Regions from separate parts of the Mus musculus genome. Here regions 2 and 3 are each linked to region 1. Evidence: chromatin loops called from intact Hi-C (ENCODE). Cell type or tissue: left cerebral cortex. All regions are shown on one strand. Each heading gives the region's core, and the rest is flanking DNA. Links, peaks and the distances in the headings are about the cores only.

Region 1 (8,092 bases), core at 1,152-6,151:
ACTTGAATTGGTCATGGTGTCTCTTCATAGCAGCAAAACCCTAACTAACACAACTGGGTAGGATCCCTTCTGGACAGGTTCCAAGGTTGGATGGGGAAACTCTTTGCCTAAACCAAGTCTCCTGGCTGGAACTACTAGGTGAATTTGGAAACAGGAGATGACAGGACTCCTTCACAGTCCAGTCAATGGCCCTGCAAGCTTCCTGCAATGCCATCAAGGACTGGAGAGAGGGGCGATCATACATTTCTGCTCAGAAGTCTCTCGGAGTTTGGAGAGGATGGGAGGTATCTCCCAAACATAACTTTAGAAGGAGGAAGCCCCTCCTGTAAGGAGCACATCAGGCCCTGCCCAGAGGATGGGGAGGAATTGGCCCCGTATTTTGTCAGTTTTCCAGGATCAATTTGGTCAGTCTCCTTAAGAGTTCTATTCATCTTTTCTACCTGGCATGAGCTCTGTGGGCTTTACACACACTGTTATTTCCAATTAATATTTAATACCTTTGTAAGATTTTGAGACACTTTTGAGACATGAAAGGCTGGGCCATTGTCAGACTCCAAAGCTAGGGGTAGTCCAAATCTAGAAGTTTTTTTTTTTTTTTTTTTAGTAAGGATTGGACAGAGTCTCTGTTTGGGTGGGGTAGGCCTCCACCCATCCTGAGAAGGTGTCTACAAATGGCAGCAAATATTTATAGCCAAATCAGTAGGCCTAATTTCAGTAAAGTCAAATTTCCAATGCTCCCCAGGCCCATTTCCTCAAGCCTGGATCTCTTGTTGGACCTTCCTTCGCCCTCTGGGATTTACCTGAGCCCAGGTGGCATATCTAAAAGTGGTGTCTTCAATCAGGCTTCCCAATTTGGAACATAATACTTGGGTCTGAGGAGTTCAGCAGTTTGTGTGGTCTCTAGGTGGGTGACTTGGTGGAGATCCAAAGCCAGTTGCCTTCTCAGTCTGCCTTGCAGCATCCATCATCTTTGTTTATGCTGGGTAGCCAGTTCTTATTTAGCCCATGCCAGGTGGTCCAGGAAGTGGGGCTCAGGCAGGGCTATCAAGACTTGAAGTGTCCCTACTGGTTTTAAGGCCACTTCTTGGGGCAGTCTGGTCAGTATGTGTTATTAGTGTATATGGTGACAGCCTTGTCTTCCCCAGTGGAATGTTTGAGTCAAAGTTCAGCTCATTGAGATGAGGTTCCCTTGCTTAAAGATTGTGCCCAAATAGTTAGTTCTATCTTAAGTCACTACTTTTGCCCTTGTATATTCCATCTTGGATGAAACTGCTTCCATCTGTGAACAATGCCTCATCCAGTGTTACCAATGGTACACCAGTCAGATCAAGCTTGATAGACTGGATCGGGTCAGTCACCTCAAGACAGTCATGCAGGGGACCTGAGGAGTTGATGGCTGATGTCTTGTGGAACCGAATGCCGGTTTGCCCCAAAGCAGGGCTTGGTATTGGATCATCTGGGAGTTAGACATCCATCTCATGGATGCTCCCCTCAAGAGGGTCTCAACAGAATGTGGGACTGTCAGTTTGTGTGCTAAAGTTAATCCGTCAGCTTTTTTTCTCTTACCAGCAAAGTGGTGGCAGTAATGACTCTCATAACTGCTGACCATCCAGCTGTGAACAGGTCAAGTTTCTTGTACAGATCTGTGAGGAGCGGGTGTGGCAGCAGTCCCAAAGGCGCCAGGGACTGCAGCTAAGTCATATGACTTGCACCTGACTTCCTCATATAAGCCAGAAACATCTTGAGAGCTGCGCAGGTGTACCAGGATACCGGTGAATCCATTTTGATGGAGATATGCCCTTGCTGCCCTGATTAGCTGAAGCTGTGTGCCTAGTGAGGTGGCGTGGCCTGTTGTGCGTGGATGGGAACTGAGAGTATAAAAGAGTGAGAGGCCCAGGGTTCGGGAGAGATATAAACAAGGGAGATATAGAGAAAGAAGAAACAGGACTGAATAAACGTGTGCAGAAGGATCCTGTTGCCGTGTCGTTCTTGCTGGCGAGTTGGGGGCGCGCGCAAGATAGATCTGCCACCAAATCTTTTCCAGGCTGCCCGGGTCTGCATGAAAATCCCCTTGACAGTGCCTCTGGCATCGTTCATGCACAAGGCTTAGTAATGTCTAGGAGGGCCAGGGCTGGGCAGACATCAGGGCCTTTCATGGCTTTGAAGGCCCTCTGTTCGGTCTCAGTCCATTCTAAGGACTGGGCTGTCCGTGAGCTGGCATAGAGGGGCTTGACTGTCTCAGCAAATCTCATTATCCATGGCCAGCAGTATCCAACCACCCTCAGGAATTCCCATACTTATTTTTGACCAGGGAGTAGGGATTTTCTTCAACTGCTGATTCTGTCTGCTGTTTGAGATTTCTTTTCTGCTACTGTTGCATTCCAGATTTTTCCTGCATTTTAATTCTTTAGCTGGCTGAAAAAAATTAACCTAACCCAAACCTCTAGACTGTATCATTTCAGGACCCCCAGACTATCAGTAGTTTGTTACTATTAGGAAAACCCCAGGCAGCCCTAAAAAGCAGGCCCACTGACTTGGTCCAAAATGACAGTCTTGGCTCAGCTCATGCTGCCCTATAGAATTGCTGACATTTTCAGCGTTCCTCAGAAATTTGAGGAATGGTTTCTGTCTGTCAGGAAGAGCCTTTCTCCTATTTTCCCTGCTTCTGGCAAAGAAGACATCTTCCTCCTTGTTGACATGCACCTCTGGTGCACACCAGAGCCAATGCTAGCCTCCAAACTCTTCTGGTCCTTTTCCACAGGTCCTGGTTAGGCATCTCAGAGCACAGATTAGTATCCTGGCCTTTTCCACTTCCTCCTCTAATTTAACAGTAGCCAGGCTTCCCTGATAATAACCTACTAATAACCTACACAATTCTTGCCACATCCGTCCTGCTTCCCTATCCCCGGCTATGTCCAGTCCCCTGCCCTGCTCCCACCCCTCTGCTCTGGACTCCTCCAGAGCAAATGTCCATATATATCAGCACAAATGCAGCACAGTAGAGAACGGCATATTAACAGTGAGTCAAAGAATTGTCACCACTCAGTTTTAGGTGAGTGACCTGAAAGCAATGCCAAAAGATGTGAATCGGTGGATAACAGACACAAAATCAACCAAGCTATTGTTTAGTGATACTGTAAGACCCCTGAAGCTTGGCCTCCGCTCAAGTCCCAGGATAAGTTGGCCAGCACCCCAAAGACGGGAGAGAAAATCACACTGATGCAAACTGCAAGAGGTTTTATTATCAGCTAGCTGAGGACAAACTCCTTCCGCCATGCAGGTCAGGGGAGTTTGACCCGACCCCGATGACCCCAGTGACAGTAGGGGGCTTTTAATAGCTAGCTGAGGAGTTGGGAAGAGTTGGGCGGAGTGTCCTTGGTGAAATTTACAAGGCAGAAGGAGTGGGGAGTGAGTTCTTTCTGAATTTTTATCTTCCCCTAACCCTAACCCTGAGTCCTTGGCACAGGAAGCCAGGCAAGTGCTGGCTGGGTCTTTTACAATTATCGCATCTCTGGTTGTAAAGTATAGAAACAAAAAGGCTTTTTGCTGGCTATAGAGAACAAAGAGCTTCTTTCTAGCTGTATTTTTATAGGTCAGGGAAAACAAGCTTGGGGAAATGTTTTAGGGGCTTTACCTTTCAAGGAGAAACGCTTTAAGTCAGGGTCTCACAATACACGTGGCAAAACCACAAAGAAATACAAAGTTTGATAGAAAAGCCATCCACCTGATGAACCTAATTTTCATTGTTTTTCCCAACTATGTATCTCAGAGCCCAGGCCAGCATCCCGGCCTTTTCAGCATCTTGTCCGTTCTGTGATCTTGTCCCTTGTCCCAGCTCCTTACTAAGGTGATATAGGTCTCTAATTTTTACTCAGTTTTAAAGGACTGGACTGCAAGATAGTCTGTGAGTTGTGTAAAAGATGCAGCCTTTAAGGCAGCGTTTAAGGCTCGGACAGTGGAGTTCAAGTCGTTGCTCTTGGCTTCAGTTCCCGTCCCTGGCACAACCGTCCCCGAGTGTAGATTTTGCCTGTCTCTGCGCTGGGCACAGTGAATGTAGAAAGTCTGGGTTGGAACAGAAATGTCGGCCTGACACCTAGAGGTGTGGAGGCTGCTGCTCTGCCAGCCAGAAGGAGGTGAGGGGCATGCAATTCCCAGCAGTCACCATCATAGGCTCGCTTATCAAGAACTGTTTAGTCGCGGGCTCTCTAAATCCCCTCGCAAACGCCCTCTTTGATGACGTCACAACCCACCCTCACTTCTGATTGGAGGAGCGGCACTCGGCCGCTCTCGCGATATTTCCGTGCCAGCTTCCAGCCCTGCCTCCCTTCGCCGGGGACCGGTTTTTGGATCGCGCACCACGTTACAAGCCGCAGGGACGCGGTAGACTTGACGGGCTTCCGGGTCTCGTCCAGAGGTGGCGACGCTTTGCAGACGTCCTCGGGCACGAGGTTTGGCTCGCGGGCGCGCTGCCTGCCAGGCACGCGGGCGCGGGGGACCGACTTCGCCACAGCGCGGCCGGGGCAGCTTGCAGGCCACCCCGAGGGTGCCAGCCGTGGCTTCCGGGCGCTGAGGTCTCCATGGAGACAGACAGCCCTTGAACCACGTTTTCATCCGTCCTTCTGTCAGTCTTTGGACTCCACGTGGGAGGCGGTCGGGAAGGTGTAGATGTAGATGGGCGGGAAGCAGCAAGTGGCACCTATGGGCAGATGCCCATCAGGCTGAACCGGGATTTTCGGCTCTGGGCCGGCCCAGTTCACCCGGACACACGTTTACCCTTAGAACGCGCAGAATCACCGAGTCTATCTCTGTGTAGTCCCTAGGACTCCGGGATCAAATACTGCTGCAAACTTGCCATTTCAAATCACAAGTGTCCCCTCAGTTTCCTTCCTCAGTACTTTCTCAGTACTTTGCACGCTGGCTGCTCGTTTGGGAAATTATTTCCCTAAACTTAACCCAGAACTTCAAGGCCTTTCCTTGTTGTCTCTCTGTCTGGCTGTGTTCATTAACTTTTTTGCTTGACTGCTCATTTGCCGTTGCTGTAGTGACTTGCCGTCCAAATGGACTATAAATGCTTCAGTTTCTGGAGCGGTATGCCACTTAGCTGTAGCATGTCCTTTTAGGTACCAGGTAGCCCACCTTCCTTCTAAAAGTATATATGTCCCTCCTATAATATCTCTAGCAATTGTTAATTAAGAATTCCTTGATTTAGTTCATGAAATTTTAATAAAGCATTTACTACATGCATGAACGACTAAGGAGTTAAGAACGGGAACACTGAACACAACTATTCAGTTCATTGCAACCTTTATGGAGCTTAGTGCTAGGAAAAACAGGCAATAGACAGGTGTGCCAGTTAGTGTAATCTTAGGTAGTAATACATGCTGTGAAAGAAATCTGAAATGAATGGCAGAGGAAGCTGGGGCCAGATTGTTTTCAGGCCATACACCCAAATTTGGATGTAACTAATGCATTTTATTTAGTGCAAGGGAAAACCTTTGGGAAGTTTATAAGCAAGTGCATGGTTAGATTGCTTTGATTCTTCAGAGACAAGTAGGGACAACAAGGAAGCTATGTCAGGAGTTTAAGTGACGCATGCTGAGTCGTTTTCTGCCTGGGAGGGTCTGCAGGTAGACCATTCCTCAGTGGCCACGGAGGTCTGCCTTTGACTTAAGCTGGAATCTGTATCCTCAAAGCTTTCGTAGAATGTCTAATTATTAAATGGGACAAAAGAAATCTCTCCTTCAAAGCAGCACCTCATTTAAGGACAACATAATGAAACCCCCCATTTTCAAGGTAGTAAAAAAACCTTAAACAAAAAGCCCACAGATTTTGTTTGGCAAACCAGATCTCCTCAGCTCAGAAATTGTCACTCACTAGTGGCTTTGTTGGGAGATATCTATTGGTCATCTTAATTTGTTGGTAGTAAGATAATCCTGGCATCTCATGGGGTGCAGGCTGGGGAGGCTCTAAGCACCCTACGGTGCACAGCCCACCATCCTCAGTAAGAGACACGTGGCCTCAAATGTCACTGTTGTTGCAGGAGAAACTCTCCACTGGACCACTGCCTCAAGTTCTTCCTTCTTGCAGAGCGCTGTTCATCCTGTGTAAGATGGGTGTGAAGAAGAAAAGAGAAATGCAGGTTGCTGCGCTGACTGTCTGTCATCAGGACATGGAAACTTTGAGATGTATGTGATTTTGACAGTTCATTTGTCCAGTGAACAGATTTGTAAACAGAGTGTGTGAATCGCTGGAACCTGGCCTCCCTTACTGAGGGACTGGGACTTGGGACATGTGAGAGAAAATAAGTAAACCCTGTCCTTCTCAGTCTTCTTCTGGTCTGGTGTTTCACAGCAGTGCAGTGCAGACTAGGACAGTAAGTTTGTGTGTGGGCACACGGTGTTTCACAGCAGTGCAATGCAGACTAGGGCAGTAAGTGTGTGTGTGGGCACGTGGTGTTTCACAGCAGTGCAGTGCAGACTAGAGCAGTAAGTGTGTGTGTGGGCACACGGTGTTTCACAGCAGTGCAGTGCAGACTAGGACAGTAAGTGTGTGTGCACGTGGTGTTTCACAGCAGTGCAGTGCAGACTAGGACAGTAAGTGTGTGTGTGGGCACGCGGTGTTTCACAGCAGTGCAGTGCAGACTAGGGCAGTAAGTGTGTGTGTGGGCACGTGGTGTTTCACAGCAGTGCAGTGCAGACTAGGGCAGTAAGTGTGTGTGTGGGCACGTGGTGTTTCACAGCAGTGCAGTGCAGACTAGGGCAGTAAGTGTGTGTGTGGGCACGTGGTGTTTCACAGCAGTGCAGTGCAGACTAGGGCAGTAAGTGTGTGTGTGTGGGCACGTGCTGTTTCACAGCAGTGCAGTGCAGACTAGGGCAGTAAGTGTGTGTGTGTGGGCACGTGGTGTTTCACAGCAGTGCAGTGCAGACTAGAGCAGTAAGTGTGTGTGTGGGCACACGGTGTTTCACAGCAGTGCAGTGCAGACTAGGACAGTAAGTGTGTGTGCACGTGGTGTTTCACAGCAGTGCAGTGCAGACTAGGACAGTAAGTGTGTGTGTGGGCACGCGGTGTTTCACAGCAGTGCAGTGCAGACTAGGGCAGTAAGTGTGTGTGTGGGCACGTGGTGTTTCACAGCAGTGCAGTGCAGACTAGGGCAGTAAGTGTGTGTGTGGGCACGTGGTGTTTCACAGCAGTGCAGTGCAGACTAGGGCAGTAAGTGTGTGTGTGGGCACGTGGTGTTTCACAGCAGTGCAGTGCAGACTAGGGCAGTAAGTGTGTGTGTGTGGGCACGTGCTGTTTCACAGCAGTGCAGTGCAGACTAGGGCAGTAAGTGTGTGTGTGTGGGCACGTGGTGTTTCACAGCAGTGCAGTGCAGACTAGAGCAGTAAGTGTGTGTGTGGGCACACGGTGTTTCACAGCAGTGCAGTGCAGACTAGGACAGTAAGTGTGTGGGCACGTGGTGTTTCACAGCAGTGCAGTGCAGACTAGGACAGTAAGTGTGTGTGTGGGCACGCGGTGTTTCACAGCAGTGCAGTGCAGACTAGGGCAGTAAGTGTGTGTGTGGGCACGTGGTGTTTCACAGCAGTGCAGTGCAGACTAGGGCAGTAAGTGTGTGTGTGGGCACGCGGTGTTTCACAGCAGTGCAGTGCAGACTAGAGCAGTAAGTGTGTGTGTGGGCACACGGTGTTTCACAGCAGTGCAGTGCAGACTAGGACAGTAAGTGTGTGTGCACGTGGTGTTTCACAGCAGTGCAGTGCAGACTAGGACAGTAAGTGTGTGTGTGGGCACGCGGTGTTTCACAGCAGTGCAGTGCAGACTAGGGCAGTAAGTGTGTGTGTGGGCACGTGCTGTTTCACAGCAGTGCAGTGCAGACTAGGGCAGTAAGTGTGTGTGTGTGCGCACGTGGTCTTTCACAGCAGTGCAGTGCAGACTAGAGCAGTAAGTGTGTGTGTGGGCACACGGTGTTTCACAGCAGTGCAGTGCAGACTAGGACAGTAAGTGTGTGGGCACGTGGTGTTTCACAGCAGTGCAGTGCAGACTAGGACAGTAAGTGTGTGTGTGGGCACGCGGTGTTTCACAGCAGTGCAGTGCAGAC
Region 2 (8,092 bases), core at 1,997-6,996, 180 kb before region 1:
TCTGGTGTAAGAATAGGCTCACAGAGGAAGTACAGTACACAAGGGCTCACAAAGGTCAGACACATTCATTTAAAACAAAGAATTTAATAATGATCATGTTTATCGTGTGATATGTAAAATAGGGATTTTTTTAATTAAAAAAGATTGTTGTACTTAGTTTTACTAAGAAATTATATATTTGTTACATTATAATATATTGTTATTGCTTTAAACTATGTAATTTTGTAATATTTTGTTTTTACCACAGGGGCGAGGAGCAAGCCTAAGCACAAATGTTTCTCAGGGTCGAGGGGTGGGAGAGCACTCAAGGTTTCTCACCAACTCATCTCACCATCTGCTGCCTCTCAAACCCCTCCCTCCACTCCTGCTGGTGCTCCTGAGTCAGCTCAGTGCTGGGAACCCCTCCCCCGCCCCCCCCCCCCCCGTCTCCCCCACCTCCCCCTCCCCTCGTTCCCCTTCCTCCCCGTGTCCTCCCCAGAGCCACCCCTCCCACCCTCGGAGGTGCTCCTCTCCACTCATTAGCAGAAATGAATGAACTAGAAACTTCCTCCCCACTGGTTCTTTTCAAAATGGCAAAAAGACTTTCCAAAGCCTGACGTATAGGCAGACAGAGCTCAGGCTAAGAAGGTAAAGAGAACACATAAAGAAATGGGAAGTGCTCTAAATGCATAGATATTGAACATACACAGAATACAGAGCTCGTTCAGCTGGGGCAGCAACAGGCTCCACCCTGCCCTGGGGCTCTACTCTCTTTGAGCACTTTGACTCAGGAAAGCAAACCACCAACTATTTATTCAACAGCTAAGATAGCCTTGTTTGTTGTTGTTGTTTGTTTTGTTTGTTTTTGAGACAGGGTCTCATTATAGAGGCTCAGAAAAGGTAGAGTATTTTAATTCCCACAATTACTCTTTTAACGTGCAAACATTTTAAGTTTGCCTAGCAAAAGCAGTTCAGAAATTAAGGTAGTATTTTTCAGCAAAATAGTTTTACATTTTATCTTTTGTTTAAAGGATAACCAGCAAAGTCTGGCCCACCTCGGAAGATCATTACAACCCTGTGCTTTTCGGGTTGTTTCTGAGACGCTCAGGCCGCCTTGGACCTGAGCACTTCCTGCCCCATGCATCCGTCTCCTGAGGTGGGCTATTTATTCACTGGCTCCACAGTTCAGGCCCGCACCCCTCCTCACGAAGCAGGCAGGCACGGTTCCCATCTGCTTTTACCTCAGAGGATGCAAAGCTTAGGTGGCTGGTCCAGAATCCTTGTCTGACAAGGAGTTGGTCACAGTGACACTGACCTGGGCAGCTCGACTCCAAAATTCATGATTTTAACCTCTATACCAGCATTGCTTTTACATAAAACACCATCTTATTAAAATCCCGCCCTTGCCCCCCTCCTCCCGGGCCCTTCCATTGAAGGAATATAGATTCTAATTCTTGAAGACAAAAATAAAAATGTGTGAACACACCAACATATCTCTGAAGCTTGCCTGGGCTTACAGACACAAGCCGTGGAAGGTGGGGAGGCCATGGGCAGAGGGCTCTGCAGGGGCCCTGTCTAAGCAGAGCTTTGGAAGTGAGAAGGAAAGGGGCAGGGCGAGCTCAGGTCTCTATTATTCCCATCTGGGCAGCCCGCTCCTTTCTCCACACACCCAGAGGGCAGGGAGGCACTGACCATCAGCGAGGCTCCGTAGTAATGTGCCACAAAGCGCAGGGTCTTACATATCACCTTTCTCTTCTCAGGATCAAAATCCTGTGGAAGAAAATCATTACAAGGAAAAAATAAGCCAGAGGACTCAACAGCTCACTTGGGGAGAAACACATTATTTGTTTTTAAATCCCCACCCTGAGGAGTCCGGCTCGGTCACCTCCACGTTCACATCTGGAGAGACTGAACAAGCCGCCGTCTCCTACTGCTATCAGATCTGTTTAAACGCTTGGCTTCAGAGAGTCCAGATATAAGCACACATTTCATCCTGCGCAATACCCTAAGGACTCCCTGACAAGCCAAGATAAGAAGAAACTAATTTCCTACTTTCTTCAGTTTACAGTTGGGGAGTAAATCTTATCCCTCAGTGCTAAGATTTGTTTTTAAGTTTTCTGCCTCGCCCCGTTCTAACCAATGGGCTCATTTTCCTGAACTCCTTGGGATGTCCTCATCATACCGTCCTTTCTAACATCTTTTACATGGATGTCTCTGAGCTGGTCCCTTCCAGAGGTACTGTTCTTATTTCATCATTTTCCCATAAAAGCATAGCTACACATGCCCCATGAACAGCTAGACATAGAAGCACCTACCTGGAAAATATCATATTTACTTCCAATAATGACCAGAGGTATTGGAAATGGGTCAATTAATTCCCGGTCCTGTTAATAAACAGATATACTTGATTATAGTTGTGTATTGCTATGTCCTCAGGAATTTCTGTTTACTTCAGAAAACACCTTTTACTCTCGTCATTGATGTTGACCATATTTTCTGAAATAGAGTTTGCTATGATATTAACTTTCACTTTGTGCTATATTTTAAGTGTGAAGCCAGAAATGGCAATTGTCATAACACCATGGCGCCCATTCACTTTTGTGGTCTGCTACTCTGGTTTGTTTGTTTGTTTGTTTGTTTGTTTGTTTTGTTTTCCAAGACAGACTCTCTCTGTGTAGCCCTAGCTGTCCTGGAACTTGTTTTGTAGACCAGGCTGGCCTCGAACTCTGACATGCCTGCCTCTGCCTCCTGAGTGCTCCACCCGGCTACTGCTGGGCTTCCCTACAAGGACATCATCTTTAAGGGGCTTCTCATTTATGTAAAGTGCGTGCTGCTTGGCTGAATTTGGTCCTGATACTTTGTAAGACACAGGCGCACAAACTATGGACACTAGGAAATGCTTCTCTTAGTTTTCTAGATGATGACATTCCAACTGTATCTAAAACCTTGTGCTGCCACCACAGCAACTCTAGGACTTGATAGTTTGGGGATGGCGGCGGGGGGGGGGGGGGGGGGGTGTCACATGACAGCCACTGAATGAATGCAGACGCCTGTTGCTGGGGAGGCAGCTGACTCTCAGCTCCTGCTTCAGTCCGTAGCTTCAGCCAGCCTCTCCCAGTTCAACCCGGATTTTCATCTTCATTTTACAAAGATTATACAATCAGTGTCAGAACTCTGCTCTAAAACTCCCTTTCTCTTGAGTTATGGTAAGGTTCATCGCAGTGAACACGGCAGATGTCTGACGAGGAGACGTCAGCGTCTTCCCCTTCTCTGGCTCTTTCTGAGGTTTATGAAATTGCTGTAATTTTCCAGTAAACCAGTTCATTTACATCAAACACATTTTAAGTCATGCAGAAAATGAAAGAAGCTGCATTGAGGTACTGTCTCTACTCGGTGTGGCACTGAGGCCAGAACAAACCGGGAAGCTCACCGGATGGTCCTTCTGCACCACGCTCCACATTCGTTGCCGCATCTCGGCCGAAGCCTTGGAGCTTGTCTTGCCCAGCTTCATTATCACCTTGTCTACATGGCTTTTTGTGGCTTGCAACAGATTTTCCATGGTTGACCAAAGATCATTAGGTTTGGAAAGATCCAAAACAAGAACAATAGAAAATGTCCTAAAGAGATAAAACAGCTGTAAACAAAGAGATTCCTCGTGGTAACTGTTTTGAGATGTGAAATGTCCTGAAATTTATCTAATATAGTTACAAAACCCAGCATGCCATTATTCCAAGACGGAGTGAGAGCTCACTTAGAGCCTTGTGTACTCTGGTCCTTCCTACTGGTACTCAGTATGACAGCTAAGAACGATGCAGTTCAGACAGAGAAGCTGAACGCGAATGGTCCGATGATGCCACATTTAGACCTGACTTTACCTGGTGCTCCACAGAAAAGGAGCAAAAATCTCAGTGCCAAGGTCAGCAGCAATGCAATGTATACGGAAGGGAATGGACACACTGACAAGCCTTACTGGGAAGCCAGCGGGCTTGCTTAAGCTTTTTCTAGGCAGTTTCCCTAGATGTGCTGATGCCTGTTTTATGGATCTGAAATTAGAAGCGCTTATTTATATAACTAGTAAGCTGGAAAAGTGCTTTTAAATCAAAGTCGTCTGTTTTCCAGCTATACTTCTCTCTCTCTCTGAAAACACGGCTCTGATTAGCAGAGGACACTGCCATCACCACAGACAGTGGGCTCCACTCCTACACATTAAACATAAATCTAAATCTAAACTCTACAACAAAACAACCCATTTAAAAATAGATTCCAATAACTCCAAAGAGATAGCTGTTGGCCAAGAAGCACATGAAAAGATGCTTGAGGACTGAAGAGATGGCTCAGAAGGTTCAATCCCTGGTTTACAAGCGTCTATGACTCTAGTTCCAGGGGGTTCTGACGCCCTCTGCTGGCCCCTGTAGGTACTGCATGCATGTGGTACACAGATACACATAACATGCAGGCAAAACAACACTACACATAAAATTTTTTAAAATGCTCAACAATTTCAATTATTAGAAAGTTGTCAAAATGAGAGTGTGCTCACAGCCGTTAGGGTAGCTGTTATCTAAGAAAAGACATAGGAAGTAAGTGCTGCTGAGAATACAGAAAATTTAACTGTGCATCAAGGGTATAAAACAGTGTAGCAGCTTTGGAAAACAGTGTGGCGTTCCTGAAACAACACAACAGAAACACCACGTGGTTCAACATTCCATTTCCAGGTCTATGCCCAAATTCTGAAGAATATTTGTTATTTGTGTTTTGAGACCTTGTAGCCCTGGCTGTTCTGGAACTTACTATGTAGCCAAGGTTGGCCTTGAACCATCTGCTTGCCTAGGTCCCAGACTGCTGGGATTATAGGCACGAGCCACTATGCCCAGGGGGAAGCTACGACTGAAACAGGATGTGGATATCAGTGTTCATGGCAGCGGCATCCACGATAGCCAAAGGGCAGAACAGCCCAAAAGTCCATGGACGGATTGATGGGTGAACAGACCGTAGGATATACAGATGGTGAAGCATTGCGCACTATTACAAAGGAGGGAAGTTCAACACATGCTATACTATGACCTTGAGGACATTATACTAAGTTAAATAAACTACAAAAAGGCAAATACTCCATGACCTCATTATATAAGACACCATGGAGTCAAACTGCTAAGAGCCCACAGGAACTTTCCTGCAGGAAGACCACGAAGTCCTAGGAATGAATGTGGTAGTGCTGGCTGTACAACCGTGGACATGTGCTGGCTGTACAACCGTGGACATGTGCTCAAAGCCGCAGAAGACCTCACCAAGACGTACATCAGTGGGAGATGTTATGTTGTGTATATTTTAGCCAACTGAAACACACACACACACACACACACACACAAACACACACACACACACACACACGAATGCTTTAGAAAATGGTCAGAATAAGTATGTAGACATTTAATCATGGCCAACAATTTTTTTTTGAGACAAAGTTTCTCTGTTTCTCTGTGTAGGCCCAGCAGTTCTGGAGCTCACTCTGTAGACCAGGCAGCCCTGGGATTGACAGAGATGCGCCTGCCTCTGCCTCCCAAGTGCTGGCGTCCCATCTGTGCACCATCACGCCCGACTCAGAGCCAACATTCTTACTCAACAGGCAAATATTCTGCTAGGAGATAAAAATGATGCTATTCAGGTTTTTTGTGGGGTCAGTCAAACCAGCTATTTTGGGTAATGCATACAAAACAATATCTAAATTCTGTGCCCATGGTCTCAATTTAGTAAGGATACTTTAGATACTAATAGCAAACATATCTGTAAAATTACTGTCTTTCTATGTCACCTAATTAAGTTTATAAACAGTCTGCTTCTCTAAAGACTCATATACTAAATATGTACTAGTAAAGAAACTAATTTTACTCTTAGAGCTTTAGCGTATCATAGTTTGGTTCTGTTTTATAAGACGGTCATAACCTTTTTACTATGGTCAAATAGTACAACATAAAAATCACTTTTAACCCTGAAAGCAGGCAGGACAGGGACAGATTACCTAACATTTTGTTTCTAGCACTGTGTCTCTCTGTCCCTTCTTTATGGAAAATGTTAGCTAAGTAAACAGCTTAAAAATTCTTAAAGTGAGACTGGTCCACAGGAAATGTTCTTTTGCAAGTTAATCTGAGAGGGCTAGGCCGACTCCATGCCAGGCTTCAAGTGGGCAGTTACGGAGACGAGGCCTAAATTTCTGTTTCCAAGAACTGGGCAAGTCCATGCAGTCCAGGCCTCAGAAGCCGCCCCTGCCACCTGGCCTGAGGCAAGGACAATGGGTCAGCGGCAGTGTCCAGACTTCCTCAGCTACTTCCTCAGTAACAGTTTCCAGACCTCCCCAGCAAGTTTCCAGCCCCCACACCCCAGTAATGGAATGTCTGTAGAGATGGTCCCAGCAGATTAGCATGGAGGTCACCTACCCTGGAATTCCCTAATGTGCTTTAAATCGGACTGTGAGCTCACTTGGGTGTCTTTCTATCTTGGCAATGAATGGGAGAGCCCAGCATGTGGGACTTGTGCAGAATAAAACACTCGTTGCATTTACATACGATTTGAGTCCGGGGAGCCATTCTTCAGCGAACTGTGGACCCTTACAAACCAAAGTCTGCTCTATGAACATTATGTCAAGGGTAAACAATATCTAATTGCATGTGACAATATGTCAGTTTCTCAATGTGCTGGGGTTTGCCCTAAACAAGAAAATTATGTGTTAAACTAATTCCAGTTTAAAAACTCTCTGTGGTTCAACTACAGGAAGGAAGATCCTCACTAACCGCACCCAACTTTGGACCCAGACCTGGGCCTAATTCATTACAACCGGGTCCTTCCTCTCTCCCAAAGCTGGCTCCAGCTGTCCTGGAGCCTAAGGACATGTCAGACCCCACACAGTGAGGTATTAAAGAAACATGGAAAGTTTTCACCTCCTGTAGAAACCCGAATTTCCACGAGTCTGTCTGGCCTAGTCGTACACAAGTCTGTCCTAGTCGTATACAAGTCTGTCCTAGTACAGGCAGAAGTGGGCTTCTGCTTGCAGCCTTCCTGCCTCTTGGCAACACAAGGTGGCAGCGGGCTCTTAGCTCCTCCCCACCCTCCCCATCTCCACTCTTACTGCCTCTTCTCAATGGTCAACTACAAAGTGCTACCTCCTAGGAAGCTTTGCTTAAGTCCATTCAAGAGCCCGGCAGTGGCCGTGCACACCTTTGATTGCAGCACTCCGAAGGCAGAGGAAATCTCTGAGTTCAAGGCCAGTCTGGTCTACAGAGTTCCAGGGTAGCTAAGACTACCTCAAACAGAGAAATCCTGTTTGAGAAAAAAAAGTGGGAGGAAGGAAAAGGAAGAGGAAGAAGAAAGAGGAAGAGGAAGAAGCAGCGGAAGGGAAGAAAGAAAGTAAGGAACAACAACAACAATAACAACAACAACAACAACAACGTCAAATGTAAAACTATGTAGCTGTAAGTTTTTCTTAACAAACCAACCAACCAGCCAAAACAAAATAAAAGAAAACCAAACCAAACCAAACAAACAACACCCCCTCAACAACTAATGTCCCAGGGAAAAGGTATTTATAAGCAGAATCGCAGGGTCTCCACGTGTATATACACAGCCTAACTGAAGGGCCTCCACGTATATACACAGCCTAACTGAAGGGCCTCCATATATATACACAGCCTAACTGAAGGGCCTCCATGTATATATGCAGCCTAACTGAAGGACCTCCACGTATATACACAGCCTAACTGAAGGGCCTCCATGTATATATACAGCCTAACTGAAGGGCCTCCATATATATACGCAGCCTAACTAAATGGCCTCCATGTATATACACAGCCTAACTGAAGGGCCTCCATGTATATATACAGCCTAACTGAAGGGCCTCCATGTATATACACAGCCTAACTGAGCATCTTGTCACCAAATGAAGCTTCCAGTACTGGGAACAGGTTACACCTAATTAAATTGTTGGCCAAAGGGGCTCCATTCCAATCCCCAAACAACCTAGGCTGTTGTCAAGGCTGCTCTCCACAAACTGGCAACAAGGCCCCACTGCTAAAGGCAACATCTACACAACACACTGAGCACAGAGAAATCAAGCTGGTGA
Region 3 (8,092 bases), core at 1,212-6,211, 160 kb before region 1:
CAATCAGATGAGGAACATGCAAATGAGGTATAGTGCATAACCAATCCGGGTGTGAGACACGCCTCTCCTAGGCCTATATAAGCAGCACCAGTTCTGGGCTTGGGGTCTTTTCGCCTCTGCAATCAAGTTCTCCCAATAAATGTGTGCAGAAGGATCCTGTTGCACGTCGTTCTTGCTGGCGAGACGGGCGTGCGCAAGAATGACATGTATGCTTGTGTGTGTTGTGACTTATATGTGTCTGTGTGTTGTGACATGTATGCTTGTGTGTGTTGTGACTTATATGTGTCTGTGTGTTGTGACATGTATGCTTGTGTGTGTTGTGACATATATGTGTCTGTGTGTTGTGACATGTATGCTTGTGTGTGCAAGATTTAAATTAAAAACTGCAGTGAATGAGCCAATAAGAAATTTGGAGAGAACAGAAATTAAAAATAAAATGAAAATACAATGATTTAACATTTACCATCCATAAATTATCTTTTAAATACTAATTAGTATATAACACATTAATACAACAGAACAGGTTATATATAAAATTTTCACCCTGCTTATTTTAATTCACATTAGTGAATTAAACACATATTTTTACTTTTTTAATCTCTTATTTATTTATTTATTTATTTATTTTTATGTGTATGGGAGTTTTGCCTATATGTGTATGTGCACATGTATGCTTGGTGCCTGAGGAGAGCACAAGAGGGCTTCTGATCCCTTGAGACTGGAGAAACAGCTAGTTATAAGCTGCCATGTGGATGCTGGAACTCAACCCCAGGTCCTCTGGAAGAGTAGCCGGAGTTCTTCAGCCATTTCTCCACTCCAACTCGTCTCTTGTTATATAATCATTTATACCAGTAAATATCATTTTTAATAACAATGAAGATGAAAACCCCAAATGGGGATGTCTGGTGTTCTGGAGACAATTCTGAGGAGGTGCTGAAACAAAGAGGTTTTCTCAGGCAGCCTCACCGGTTCAGAACTTAGTTTCTGTAAGCTGCCTGTCAGTGGCCTCATGTGTAAGCAAGACGGTCAGAGAATGAATAGTAACTTTAACCCCAAAGAGAAGCCAGCCCGATGCTACACAGGCTGTAGCGTCTGGAGGCTCACAAGCCTTGATCCTTTGTGGACAATGTTGCTAGCAGCCCCTCCTCACACGCAGGAATTCTGTGCATGGGCATGACACACCCACTCTTGCTGGGTGTCCACATCCCACGTTTTCCATGCACTCAATTGACCTCACAGAGGATGCGGAGTGCCATTTCATTCTCCTCACACCTCTCACGACGACGACTAAGTCTCTCATAACATCACTAACACAAGTCAGTCATCCTTCCTACAGATTCCTAAAAGTGAAGTCACTGAGTCCGCAGTGTGACAGCCATTAAGAGACTGACTTACTGAGGGGCTGACTCAGAGGACCCTGGCCTTTCTATGCAATCAAAGCAGAAGGCACAACTGTGTCAAATTATGACATAAAAATAGTTGAAAGTCTTCCAGACATTCTGTTCACGATTATAACTTACCCCCGATCAACGATAAGCCCTTTCTAGTTTATGCTAAATCAGGGTGGACATTTGATTAAAGAGTTTAGAATATGTAAATTTTATCAATATATTAAGGCAATCGCTACATTGTGAAGACTGAAAACTATTAAAAGCATTACCCCGTTTTTACTGCCAATGAAGAAAACAGATTTTTCTCCGATTTCAGCTCCGTCCCCTTCGCTCCCATGACTTCTCCGTTTCTCTACCTCAGCTTTTGCGATTTCCCAGAGAGTTTCACTGCATAAGTAGAAAGACAAATGGCACAGAAACAAAAGGAATCCTTAGAGATATTTATCTCCCGCAGAGAAATTTTATTTCAGTAAGATTTATAAAAATACTATTTCTTGATAGTCAATAGCTAGGTAAAACACTAGAGGACTTTTTTTCTAACTATCTTCACTTGGAAACGGCTCGTGAAGAGTACTGACAGAGCGCCCTAGCATCCATTCCTCTGCTGTGAGCAAACACCGCAACAAGGCAAGGATTTATTTTCCTCATATATCCAGGAGTCACGGTGCGTCGGTAGGTTAAGGCCACAGCAGTTTGCCTCAGCCAGACAGTCACACCCACAGCCAAGAGCAAAGAGAATGACAGCATGCCTATTTGCCCTCTTGGGGTAGGCTAGCTGTCCTCAAGCTCTAGGGACCCGCCTGTCTCCACCCCTCCTCCTAAGTCCCGAGTTTACAGACATGGGTCCCGCACCTTAGGTTTACCAGCTCAGGTCCTCATGCTTGAACATCAAGGACTTTATGCACTGGGCCATCTTCCAGCCCTCACCAAGTATTTGTTGAGCAACTAATGCATGCAAGCCTCTATGCTAATCCTCTAGTTCAAATCTATTGTCTCTGAAATGTCAATAAAAAAAAAAAAGAATATCTGCTTTGGGGGCCACAGTGATTGTTACATTGTCACTGTTCATTTAGTTTTAAACCACAAAAGCTATTGATGGCCTATAATTATTACCAGACTAGAACCTGAATCAGGGCTGGTGATAAAGTCTAAGCCGTTACCGTGCCTGCTCAATTCCCAGAACCCCACAAACAAAACGGGAGTGTTTTAAAATGTCAAAACAGGAAGACAAAGTCAAAATCGAAATCCCGAATGATCTGAACTCTTATTTCACAGGCCGAGGATTCTGCTTGCTCTGTTTACACACCAGTCCCCCAAAATATGGTTCTCTGTTTCTCAAGTACCCAGGGAAAGGAAAGGGTTCTTCAATCTGCCAAAACCCAAACAAAGAAACAAAACCCCCGCACTCACAGTTTCACTACAGTAACCTAAGCTGACTCAATTCCAGCCCGGAACTTCATAAACTCTACCGCAGCTTGTGCCTCTGATCCACAAAGTGGATCATACTGCGCCCTGGTGGACCCTTGGCCCTCTCCCTGACATCTTTGTAGGCCATTCGGAGGGAGGTTCGGGTACTTTAAAGGAACCTGGTAGAGATAAATGTTCAAGTGTATTTCATAAGCCATCAAGACCCCCAACTCTGCGCCTTCAAGGAGATGTTACACTTTCCTCCAAGGTACAGAAGCCCTGTGACACCAGGCAGGGGCCCCTGGGGAGAAGGCTCTGTGGTCTGGTTCACCACCATGCCCTGGCCCGCAACAGCATGTGGCTATCTGAAACACTTCACTGCAATCAGCGAATGGATGGAGTTGAAGATCTTTTCAAGTCGCTTTTTTTTCTAGTTTGTGACAGAATCCTCAAGTTATAGGTCGGGGGGGGGCGGGGAGCGGGGAGGGAGGGAGGGGTTGAGGGGGTTGAGTAGGAGGGTGGGATAGGGATGGAGGGTGGTGACAGCGAGGTACTACTGCTCCGACCAGCTCCGCATCGCCCACAGCGCCAGGGCTGGGTACCTCTGCTCCAACCTTCCGTATCCCTTCCCTATTCTGGTGGGAAAGAGGGCAGGTCGTGAGAGCCCCGCAGGCCGGTTCAGCAATACCTGGGCATGGTGGCTGCGCCGCCCCAGAGTTCCTGGGCTCCGCGTGAGGAACAACCCTGACCCAGGCAGGCTGCAAACACCTAGTTGGGCCAGAGAATGCAGGCTCCTCGGTTGCCATGGCAACGACGTCACGGCCGAGGTTGCGTCCCAAAGAGCAGCCTCATGGGAAGTGTAGTTCTCCACCTTCGGCTTACTTCTCCGTATTCAGCATCAAGCCCTAGGATGCCAGATGATATGGTGAGCATGCTTGTGCATCTGGAATGAAAATGTTGGGGGCTTGAAGGTTTTGTTTGTTTTTGTTTTTGTTTTTAGTTATACGGAGTGCAGACTGCATGCCAGGAGCCTCTGCTCTCTTATCGTTACTTTTTTCCTCTAGTGCCATGATTTGGAAGCTGAAACAATGTTGGGCAGTTACCTAATAAAACATAGGAGGAAAAAATTTCAACTGTTAAAATCAAAACAAGGAACAAGGTGTGCAAACTTTTTGCCCAGTTTTCTCCTCCTCCTCCTCCTCCTCCTCCTCCTCCTCCTCCTTCTTCTTCTTCCCCCTCCCCCTCCCCCTCCCCCTCCCCCTTCTTCTTCTTCTTCTTCTTCTTCTTCTTCTTCTTCTTCTTCTTCTTCGACAGGGTTTCTCTGTGTAGCCCTGGCTGTTCTGGAGCTCACTCTGTAGACCAGGCTGGCCTCGAACTCAGAAATCTGCCTGCCTCTGCCTTCCAAGTGCTGGGATTAAAGGCATGTACCACCACTGCCCAGCTTTGTCCAGTTTTCTGAACATTTGGATGTATGATGTTTTATGAAGCAGTGGATTTATTAATAAGTCAATGAAGTATGTGTTCTCCTACATACTTAATTTGTTTTATGCAGGAGGGCTTATATTTGTTTGAACTTTGTGGGCTCTTTATACATAGGCAGGAATCCCCACAAACTTATATAGAGTATTGCTCTGGGCAATACAGAGTAAGACATGAGATACAAACCCTTTTAAAATAGATGGACACAGCTAATTGTAATCATAACTCAGGGAAAGCAAGCTATTGTAGGAAAGGTACAAAGTGACCACAGCTGAAGCAGTTGACAAAGCATTCATGACAGGCTTGCTATTTGACCTGTTCTGAATGTTGAATAGACCCAGGTCCCAGATCCCTGAATGTCTGAAGGAAATTCTCTCCAAGCCTTTGGGTTCAGTTTCTATGGTGGGACGTATAAGAACATTGGGGTTTGGAATAAGATGAGCTGAGATTCAGTTCCTAGCATGCAGAAGGTTGAATGAATCCAAGGTCTCCTGCAAGCCAGGCAGGTGCCTTGCACCACGAGTTACCACCTCAGCCCTATTGGCAGATTTGAATGTAGAGACAGAAGGAGTATATTCCTGGAAATGAAGCAAAGTGTAGGAAAGAGTCAGGTCAGAAGGTCTGAGGCGAAGGTGTTCAGTGGAGGAAGGACGTTTTCAAAGACAGCCGAACACTCCTCACTCATTGCCCTCTGCGCTCTGGTGCTAGCCAGCCGGTGGCCTGTGAACTCCTGTTACTGTAATGACTTGGGATTCTGGGTTTACAATCTGTTCCTGGGTTTAGCATGCTGTTTAGGAAGTCAGGTAGGTATTAACAACCATTGTGATAACAGTTACGGTGGCTAATGTCATTTCCTAGGCACGACTTGCCAGGTACCTCTTCAAGGCTGTAACTGTTTTGGTTAACCAGGAGAGACGGTTGGAGGAGGGAGTTTGGTAAACGGGAAAGATCAAGGGCAGTGCTTCTCAACCTGTGGGTCGTGACTCCTGTGGGAGGTCAAACGGCCCTTTCACAGGAGTCACATGTCAGATATCCTGCATACCAGACATTCACATCATGGTTCATAACAGATGCAAAGTCAGTTATGAAGTAGCAACAAAATAATTTTTTTCCATTTATTCACTTTACATCCGGATCCCAGCTGCCCCTCTCCTCTCAGTGCCCCCCCCCCACTCCTCCCTCCCTCCATCCTTCCCTTTCTCTTCTGGGTACAGCAAGGCCCCCTTGGGTACCAGACCACCCCGGTGCATCAAGTCACTGCAGGACTGGACACAGAAAAATATGGAATGTTTCACGAAGTTTCACATCATCCTTGTGCATGGGCCATGCTAACCTTCCCTGTATCATTCGTATTTTAGGATATGCACCTCCGAAGCAAGCATGCGATGAAATAATTTTATGTAGGGGTCACCACAACATGAGGAGCTGTATTAAAGGGGGGCACGGAACAGGAAGGTTGAGAACCACTGATCAAGGGTTATCTGTCTGAGCCCTGGTCATCTGCATGAACTCAAGGTGGACTCAGTTGATCTGATTGGGCAGCTGAGTTTTGTCTTCCTCCTTTAATTGCACTGAGGTTTCATAGTTGAACAAAGAAAGTGACCTTTCTTCCTGTACAGATGGAAATCATTCTTTAGTGCAATGCCATATTAGTTACTTTCAGTTAGGATAAAACTCCAAGACCAAGGTAACTTACAGAAGAGCTAGTTTATTTTGGCTAACAGTTCTAGAGGGTTAGAGTCCAGTGGGGGCAGGGCATGGGAAGAAGCAACAGTTGAGGGAGCAGGAGCAGAGAGCTAAGAGCTTACACACCTCACACCACAGAGCAGAGAGAGAGTAAACTACAGGGTTTGGAGTCTTTAAACTCTCCAAACCTGTTCCGGGTGGTAATCTTCCTTCACCAAGGCTGGACCTATGAAACCTCTCCAAACAATGAAGTTTGCCAACGGGGCACCTAGTGCTCAAATGCCGAGACTATGGAGGACATCCAATAACAAAGTGTGCTGGTTAGATTTGTACCATCTGTTAGGAGGAAACCTTACTCGTAGGACTGTCTTCGTCAGATAAACCCATAGGCACATCTGTGGATGCATTTGTCTTGATTAATAATTGATTCGAGAGAACCCAGACAACTATGGGCAGTGCCATCCCTGGGCTGGTGGTCCTGGGCAGTATAACAAAATAAGCTGAGCAAGCCATGGAGAGCAAGCCAGTAAGCAGCACCCCTCCATGGCCTCTGCATCAGCTCCTGCCTCCAGGTTCCTGCTGTGCTTAAGTTCCTGCCCTGACTTCTGTCAGTGATTGGACACATAATTCAAATTAACCCTTTCCTCCCCCAAGGTGTTTTTTTTTTGTTTTGTTTTGTTTTTTTTTTTTTTGCTCATGGTCTTTGTCACAGTCATAAAGCAAAGTGGGACGTAAAGATTTGAGCCCGCTTCTGCATCACTTCAAGAAGGCTCAAGGATTTTAAAGTTGGTGGTGGCAGAGGAACACGTTTTATACTGCCTACTGCAGTATATATAGGTGCACATGGGAACTGTTTGGAGCGTTATGTATTGCCCAGAAGGATAGAAGGCCCCTGAGGAGCTGAGGCAGAAGCACACATTGGGCAGGTAGGCTGGAGTGCTGGGAAGGATCATGCAGTCTGGGTTTGCCTGTGTTGGTTATAAGAAGCCAAATAAGATTTTAAAACAGGCATGCCTTGATTCGTTCTGTGTTTCAGTGAGATAATTTTTTGCAGCTGTGTGGAGGATTTTTTGGAGGAACCTAGACCATATGGAGACTATTAACACCAGCAGCCAGGAAAGTGACAGAGTTCTTATGTCTCCTTTGTTTTCAGTGTTATACAAACTTCTTGCAGGAAAAACTGGTATACAGGAAACACACACACACAAACACACACACACACACACACACACACACACACAGAGAGAGAGAGAGAGAGAGAGAGAGAGAGAGAGAGAGAGAGAGAGAGAAACAGGGACTGTGGGTTCACTGGTAGAATTCTTCTCTAGCATGTGAAAAGTCTTGTGTTGAGTCCTTAGCACTCAAAAAGAGAAAGAACAAAAGTGTGGAAGAAGAAAACTGGTGAAGGAAGTTTACCCAGAAGAAATAAGCATTCAACATATCAATACCTTATATCTAATTATTTTTCTTGGAGTTAAGACTGTACTGTGGTAAAAGTCCGAATTTGAAGCAAGTTCAGAAACACATTTTTTGGGACAAAGTCTCCTTGTAAGTTGTGGTGATGTCTCTTGTAAGTTGAGTTACAATGCATTGGTAAGGAATAGCAGTATTTCACTATTAGGAAACACAAATGCATGTGTGCAGACATACATATAGATTATAGAACACCTTAAATTAATTTTTAGAACACTCATGTAAACAAAATAAGCTCTCTTAAGGGGTTTGCTATGAAATCATGGGAAAGCATATATTTCTATTTGCCTCTCTACATAGTCTCCAAATGCACAGGTACTAAAATTACAGTTTGCCTAAGCAGCCTCCTTTGAGGTGACTGGAGCAGAGTCACACTGAAGACACAGAATGAAGGCACCAGGGGGCAGTGACTGCCACTTTCCCACAGCACACCTCAGCTGCGACAATGAAACTGTTAGGCATTTTTGAAGATTATTCAAAAGATAATGTTCGAAACGGAACTCGAAAATCATTTATTGTAACTGTGAGGGGAGAAAAGGGTAGTTGAGAAATATTACAATTAGACATGAAACATTATTCTCTTGTAATCAATCATAATAATACACTTGCTTTAAAAAATGGCTATGGAAGGAATTTCCCAGGAGATCAAATTTTCA

Evidence for each region. Hi-C counts contacts between places; a loop is a spot of excess contacts. Peaks named below come from ENCODE experiments on the same cell type or tissue, not always from the same donor. Only the 100,000 strongest peaks of a DNase experiment are listed, where the experiment ranks them.
Region 2: a loop joins it to region 1, with 2.2 times the contacts of the local background. A loop is called at or near these places in 2 of 42 quality-filtered maps.
Region 3: it touches region 1 in a loop (2.6-fold over the local background); 5 of 42 quality-filtered maps call a loop at or near these places.

Annotation. Positions count from the first base shown.
Region 1 is chr17:84,462,450-84,470,541 of GRCm38, reverse strand. Thada (thyroid adenoma associated) reads left to right here and starts at 4,334. Exons shown (of 38, transcript NM_183021.3): 1 at 4,334-4,448; 2 at 6,041-6,185. The coding sequence starts at 6,110. In left cerebral cortex, for the core only: a CTCF peak has its summit at 4,133; a DNase peak (open chromatin) is centred at 4,277; H3K4me3 peaks cover 1,568 bases; H3K27ac peaks cover 763 bases.
Region 2 is chr17:84,638,376-84,646,467 of GRCm38, reverse strand. It overlaps Dync2li1 (dynein cytoplasmic 2 light intermediate chain 1), which reads right to left. Exons shown (of 13, transcript NM_172256.2): 6 at 3,410-3,596; 7 at 2,295-2,363; 8 at 1,672-1,749. Among named protein-coding and RNA genes, the nearest start is that of Dync2li1, 16 kb to the right of the region's middle. In left cerebral cortex, for the core only: a CTCF peak has its summit at 4,380 (motif pointing left); DNase peaks (open chromatin) are centred at 3,312, 3,993 and 4,326; H3K27ac peaks cover 1,750 bases.
Region 3 is chr17:84,621,971-84,630,062 of GRCm38, reverse strand. It overlaps Dync2li1 (dynein cytoplasmic 2 light intermediate chain 1), which reads right to left and starts at 3,588. Exons shown (of 13, transcript NM_172256.2): 1 at 3,487-3,588; 2 at 1,661-1,778. The coding sequence starts at 3,494. Gm26066 (a small nuclear RNA gene) reads right to left here and starts at 5,657; the gene lies at 5,553-5,657. Plekhh2 (pleckstrin homology domain containing, family H (with MyTH4 domain) member 2) reads right to left here. Exons shown (of 30, transcript NM_177606.4): 30 at 7,921-8,092. In left cerebral cortex, for the core only: a CTCF peak has its summit at 3,408; DNase peaks (open chromatin) are centred at 1,231, 3,124 and 3,606; H3K4me3 peaks cover 1,342 bases; H3K27ac peaks cover 444 bases.